Linked DNA regions of Homo sapiens: region 2 is linked to region 1. Evidence: chromatin loops called from intact Hi-C (ENCODE). Cell type or tissue: HCT116. All regions are shown on one strand. Links, peaks and the distances in the headings refer to the core of each region. The heading gives the core; the rest is flanking DNA.

Evidence for each region. Hi-C counts contacts between places; a loop is a spot of excess contacts. Peaks named below come from ENCODE experiments on the same cell type or tissue, not always from the same donor. Only the 100,000 strongest peaks of a DNase experiment are listed, where the experiment ranks them.
Region 2: a loop joins it to region 1, with 5 times the contacts of the local background. A loop is called at or near these places in 1 of 110 quality-filtered maps.

What each region holds. Positions count from the first base shown.
Region 1 is chr9:26,974,662-26,977,580 of GRCh38, forward strand. All of the region lies in intron 2 of IFT74 (intraflagellar transport 74), which reads left to right. Among named protein-coding and RNA genes, the nearest start is that of IFT74, 20 kb to the left of the region's middle. RefSeq lists an enhancer at 967-1,537. In HCT116, for the core only: a CTCF peak has its summit at 1,156; a DNase peak (open chromatin) is centred at 1,190; H3K27ac peaks cover 1,216 bases.
Region 2 is chr9:26,722,499-26,725,417 of GRCh38, forward strand. It overlaps LOC105376000 (a long non-coding RNA gene), which reads right to left and starts at 2,445. Exons shown (of 4, transcript XR_001746638.2): 1 at 2,266-2,445; 2 at 1,938-2,074; 3 at 1-1,333. In HCT116, for the core only: a CTCF peak has its summit at 1,172 (motif pointing right); a DNase peak (open chromatin) is centred at 1,173.

The DNA.
Region 1 (2,919 bases), core at 90-2,589:
TTCACGTTTCCAAATTGCCATAGCAGCCCTACGGTTATGCTTTTTTTCTCCTCCGAAAAGAGGATGCCTGGGATGGATATTAACTCGACCCAGGTATATAATTGAGGTCCTAAGAATTGATCAACTTAATCAGCCACCCCATAAGGGTCATCCAACAGGAGCTGAAGCTCTTTTTTCAAACTTTGCACCTCTGAACTGGTCAAGGGAATATTTACAAAGCCAATGGCTCCCCCTCCTTGTGGAACCTCTTTTAAGGGGAAGAGAGTCGGGGCTGACTCCTTAGGTGTGGAGGGAAATGGGAAATTTTGGATATCCTTTTTACATTGTTCTATCTCACGTTGAAGTCCTTTCAGGGAGGGGTACTTAATAGGCTGGGAGGGGACAGGCTCATGGGATGATAATTCCCAAAGTCAGGGTTATAAGGAGGAGGAATAACGTGAGCAGGGAAAGGATCTGGAATGAGACCTGAGGCGGCAGCAGCTGCCTGAGGGGGAGGGTCAGGGGCACTGAGCAGAGGAAGATGATCCAGAGGATCCCATGTGTTGGTGGGTGTGGGTTGTTTAGGAACAGGGACTCTTTCTCTTTTAGAGGAGTTGGTTTCTGGCTTGTTCCCTCTGGTTTTTAAAGGGTAAAGGAGGACAGGTTCTTGCCTCCAAAAAAGAGCATAGTCTGTTTCCTTTTGGGAGACAGGGCTTTTGTCATTAACATGTTCGATTAAGAGCTGACAAATCCACTCTTCATTGGAACCAAATTTTGGCCGGAAAACTGAGGGTTTGAGGATGGGCCTTCAGTCCAAATAAAACAACAATATTGTATCATTTGCTCTTTTCTTTTATGTTTAGTTCTTTCATTATCTTTCCAATATTTTAACATAAGTCCCAAGGGACTATCAGGAGGAATTTCATCACGCGCTTGGCTGTTTATTTTTCCTGTCTTACGTGAAACATTTCCCATCTTGGAGGTTTGGGATGGTGTCTAACTGAAATAGGCCTTTCCCTGGAGCTTCTCAACCTCTCCTACTAGAGATTTCTCGCCCTCCGTCCTTTCAGAAGCTCACTGAGGCTCTGAGGCTCAATCCCTCATATTAGAGATTTCTTGCCTATCGATTTCCATAGGCATTGTTAAGGCTCAGTCCCTCGTATTAGAGATTTCTTGCCTATCCTTTAGCCCCACCTGTTGGAGGCTCCTTGCATCCTTCTTTCGCTTTTTCCACTCTGGCTGCTTCCCTTGTGGGAAATGGCAGGATCTGCCACATGAGGTGACCACGGGACCGTGCAGATAGGACCCACTCAATCCACACAGCAGTAGTGTTAACATCATCTACATACACTTTTATCCTCCAAGATACCCTGACCACCTAGGAAATACTTTGTTGTTCTTGTACCGTTTTTCACCTTGGTCTGTGCACAGAGTTACTTGGTCGCCGCGGTGTTGTAAGCCTCTCCTTTCCCCATTGCTGAGAGCTTGGATTTGTTTGTCACAATGGGTGGGTCTCAGTCTCCCATCCCTGAGGCCACTGCAATGCGACAGTGGGACACGTCTCCCCCTGGGTGGGGTGACTGAAGACCTCTTCTTGAAGGAGAATGGGAATCCCCGACAAGCCCCCAGAATTGTTAGAAAGAAAGCTTGAAGTCGTAAAGAAAGACGAGTACTCAAACAAAGGATTTCTCAGCAAAGCAAATTTACTTTTGCGCAGTAGGGTGCTTCTTACAGGGCTGCTTGTCATGAGAGCACACTGAAGAAAGTAGAGTAGAAGCTTTTATTCCTAATGTGACTCCTGCCCTCGTGCCCTTTCCCCATTGGCTGGGGTCGGACTGCACAATCTAAACTAGACCCAATTGGCTAAACATTTAAACTTTCTTAGATAAGGTGGGCGCATGATGGGAGAGAGGGGAGAGGAGGAAGGGGTCATCTACAGAGGACTAGAGAGCCAGTCTTTTCCTAAATAAGGAAAGGAATGTGAGCTGGGGCTGTGGCATGCCTGGGCATGTAGTAAAATCAGAAAGAAGAAAAAAGGAGAAGAAAGGCAGGGGGTACCTGGAATTAGAGAATAAGTAGCTGAGCAGGCTATTTGAAGAGAAACCTTGCCATATCTCACATCTTTTATATCTTCTCATGCCTGTATGTATTATATGAACTGACATAAAGGGAGTCTTTTGGCCTTTCCTGAGGTCGTATAGTGTTATGTTGGATTTTGCATACCTGAAGTAGAGAATCTTGTTGAGTAATAATATGAATGCTTGTTTAACAATGTAAGCCCTTTAGTACTTACATGGTCATCTTAGGATGGATTTATATCCATTTGTTTTTACAAGATTAAAGTTTTCTTATTTTTTCCTGATTTTTAAGGGTAATAGATACTCATTGCAATAAGGCGGAAAATACCAAATTGTATAAAGGAGAAAATAAAAATCAACTATAATATCATTATCGATCATCATTACTATTTTTTCACATAGTTTTTAAAATTTTTATTTTTGTCTATATTTTTTGTTTTTTTAAAAGACGGTCTCTCTATGTTCTCCAGGCTGGCCTCGAACTCCTGGGTTTTAAATAATCTTCTCATCTCAGACTGCCAAGTAGCTGGGCCTGTTGGTGCATGCCACCATGCCCAAACTTCCAGCCTTTTTTTGTTTTAAAAAAGTAGAGTTTTGAACCAGGCACAGTGATTCTCACCTGTAATCCCAGCTACTTGGATAGCTGAGGCAGAAGGATCTCTTCAGGCCAGTAGTTCAAGACCAGCCTGAATAACATAGTGAGCCCTTGTCTCTAAAACAAACAAAAACGGAATTATAAATACCATCTTGTAAACTGCCTTTTAATTTTTATTTTATTTACTTATTTTGAGACTGAGTCTCACTCTATCGCCCAAGCTAGAGTGCAGTGGCATGATCTCGGCTCACTGCGGCCTTGACCTCC
Region 2 (2,919 bases), core at 231-2,730, 250 kb before region 1:
CAAAATTAAAACACACGATTATTGTATTTCTTTTGTATTGCCAACATGTTCCCGTGCTCCAGTCGAAGCAAAAGATTAAACATCCTTATATTTTTGTTGTGATTTTACTGCCAAATGCAAATATCTGACTGTAAGTAAGTCATTACTCTCCTGCTGTTGTGGTCTGATTAATTCTCACAATATTAGCCAGCAATTCATTTTATCCCTTGGCATCACAAGTCCAGTTGAAGGAGATAAGTAGCTGATAAAAGATCTCTGAGAACAGTTATAAATGATTCACTTTAAAAGAATAATAAAGCAGCCGCTGGATAAGTGCGGCTGAGTAAACCTTCCATACATTGCACAAAACTAATTTAGTTTAAAAAACTTCGGCAAATTATAGTCAATAATCTTCACTGTCACCCCGCTGCTCACAAAACTTTTGAGAAGAAACTTAATGCTGAAATGTAAATATTTAATTAGATTTTAATGGTGAGGTTTATTTTTCCTAAATCTGGTCATCTGTCTCAATTACATTCCCCATTTTTTACAGTTAACCAGGAATTGTCATTCCCATGGGCTTTAGGCATGTTTTCTTTTTTCTAATTCCTACTTAGCATTTGCTTTCTTCACAATGTAGTTCTTGCGGGAAAGGGCTTGGTTTGTTCTGTTTCGGAAAAAAAAAAAAAAAAAAGCAACATTTGGGGAAAAAAAAATACATGTTCTGAGCAATGCTTTTAAAGCTAATTGTCCTTCTGTCCTAATAATAAAGAATCTTCAGCAGCTAAACAATTAATTGTCTTTTTTCTACCTCACTGAACAGGGTAATTAATATGCGTTTGTATTTATGTAACGCCTAAGTAAAGCAGTTCTCTATGTACTTGGAGATTCTAAAGGTATATTTCTTTCCAATGTATTCTGTAGTTTTAATTTTGCACGAATTTGCAGAAATCAGTGAAACGTAACTTGTTTATGTCCCTTCCTCCAAAGCCAATATTAAAATCTGTCTTTCCTTCTGTTAAGCATAAAACTCTTCTGAACTGTTATGGGGGAGATAACGAAACTGTTTTCCTTAGCCTCTGTTCTTTGTTCCAATCATCAAGCTACATATCCCGCTTCAGACCCACCCTTCTGTGCTGGGCTTTGTGATGGGGCAGGAATTCTGAGAACCACCTTGCCAGCTGCTTTGTTAGACTCAGCCAACAGGGGGCACTAAGGGAAGCCGGAGGGTGGAAGGGACTTGCCTGTCCTGTCGGCGTCATGTTGCTATGGGCATCACCCCAGCAGCGTTTCTTCACCCTGGCAGCAGCAACTTGCTCCTGTAGCAGGATTTGATTCCAGTTTGTAGTTTTTCCTGCAATTACAAAACAGCCTCGACTCACGCTCTCGTAGACACCAGCACCAGCAAGGAGTGCATCTTCCCCAGAGTTCTGGGTTCCAGCCCCAGGGGGCCTTTCCTCCAAGCTCCTAGGTTTGACGATTTCAACCTCCTCGCAGACATTTGTTCCCCCAACCCAATGCCTTGTCACTGCTTCCCGAAGCTGCCACATCTGTGATTATCTTAATGTTCACTTTTTGCATTTTCAGTTCATTAACACCTTTAGTGCAATTTTTAATATTCAATTTAGTAAAATGAATCGGTGTGGTTTTGGTCTCCTGGTCTGATCTTGACTGCTACACCCTTGCTTACTTTTAAAGCAGGTGCACCTGAGTTGGAATTCCAGCACTGCCACTTACTAGCTGTGTGATCTTGGCCAATTACTTACAATTTCTGAGCTTTGGTTTTTTTCTTATGCAAAATGGGTATAATATCCTAGAGCTGTTATGCTTAACGAGATGACCTATGTCAAGTGGCTTAAAGACAGTAAGGCCAAAAAATGTTGGTTCCTTTCCTCTTCACCTTCTGTATGTTCAAGTTCTCCTGTTTACAGCAAGTAAGAGTCATGCTCTTTTCTTACCAAAAATAAACGTGTGCTTCCTCCTTCATTACAATACATACTGTATTGTGCCCATTGTATCTCTGCAGTCTCATTCCAGTTAGCTCCTCCATGGTGCCTTAATTCCAGGTGTGATCATCACAATAACTCCTTCAAGCCTGTCAATACATTTTTATGTTAATCATATTCTTTTCCATTGCTTTCTGGCAGCCCAGCTTCTAATTATTTTGCCAATGCTCATGACATTTTTATCTAAAACATTTCTGCATTTCATATTCTCTTCCCATATGGTTTCTGGAACTGTCATTCCCCCCCACCCCCATCTCATTTACCACACACCTTTACTCACCTTTACTCCTCACTCCCCACTTACATTCTCTTACTTTCTGGAAATTTCACATATTGGTATATTAATTCCACATCAGGTCACACATGTCTTTTAGAAACATCAAATTCCCGTCTGCCCATTCACTTTTCCTTTGTGAAGCTTTTAGGGTACGGTTCATAATAGGCCATTGGCAAATATCTGCTGAATAAAAAATTAAGGAAATCTCCATTTATTCCAATCATCAATCTTTTTTGTTCCACCTATTTCAAATTCTTTGGCTTTTACCTTTTGAAAGCTGCTATTTCCTCACTCTGAGCAAGGAAGAATAAACTTGGGTCATATTCCCCTTTCTGTTCTACTCTTTCCATTAATAGTATAATACAAAAACAAATCTTCAAAGACACAAAGAGATATAAGATATTCAAAGATATAAGGCAGTGTCCTCATGTCTAACCCTCTTTTACTCAAAAAGCACTCTACTTTCAATTTTTCTTGTATGTTCCATTGTTTGATAAGACACTTAGGCACAGTATCCACATGGACAAGTCATATTTAGTTATTGGTATTCAGTTATAGTTTTTGTAGCTGTATGCATGTGTGTGTATATATATAAATTAAATATTTGGTGAGTTGGTCTCATTTTCTCAAAAATCAATTTGTTTATATCTACCTTAT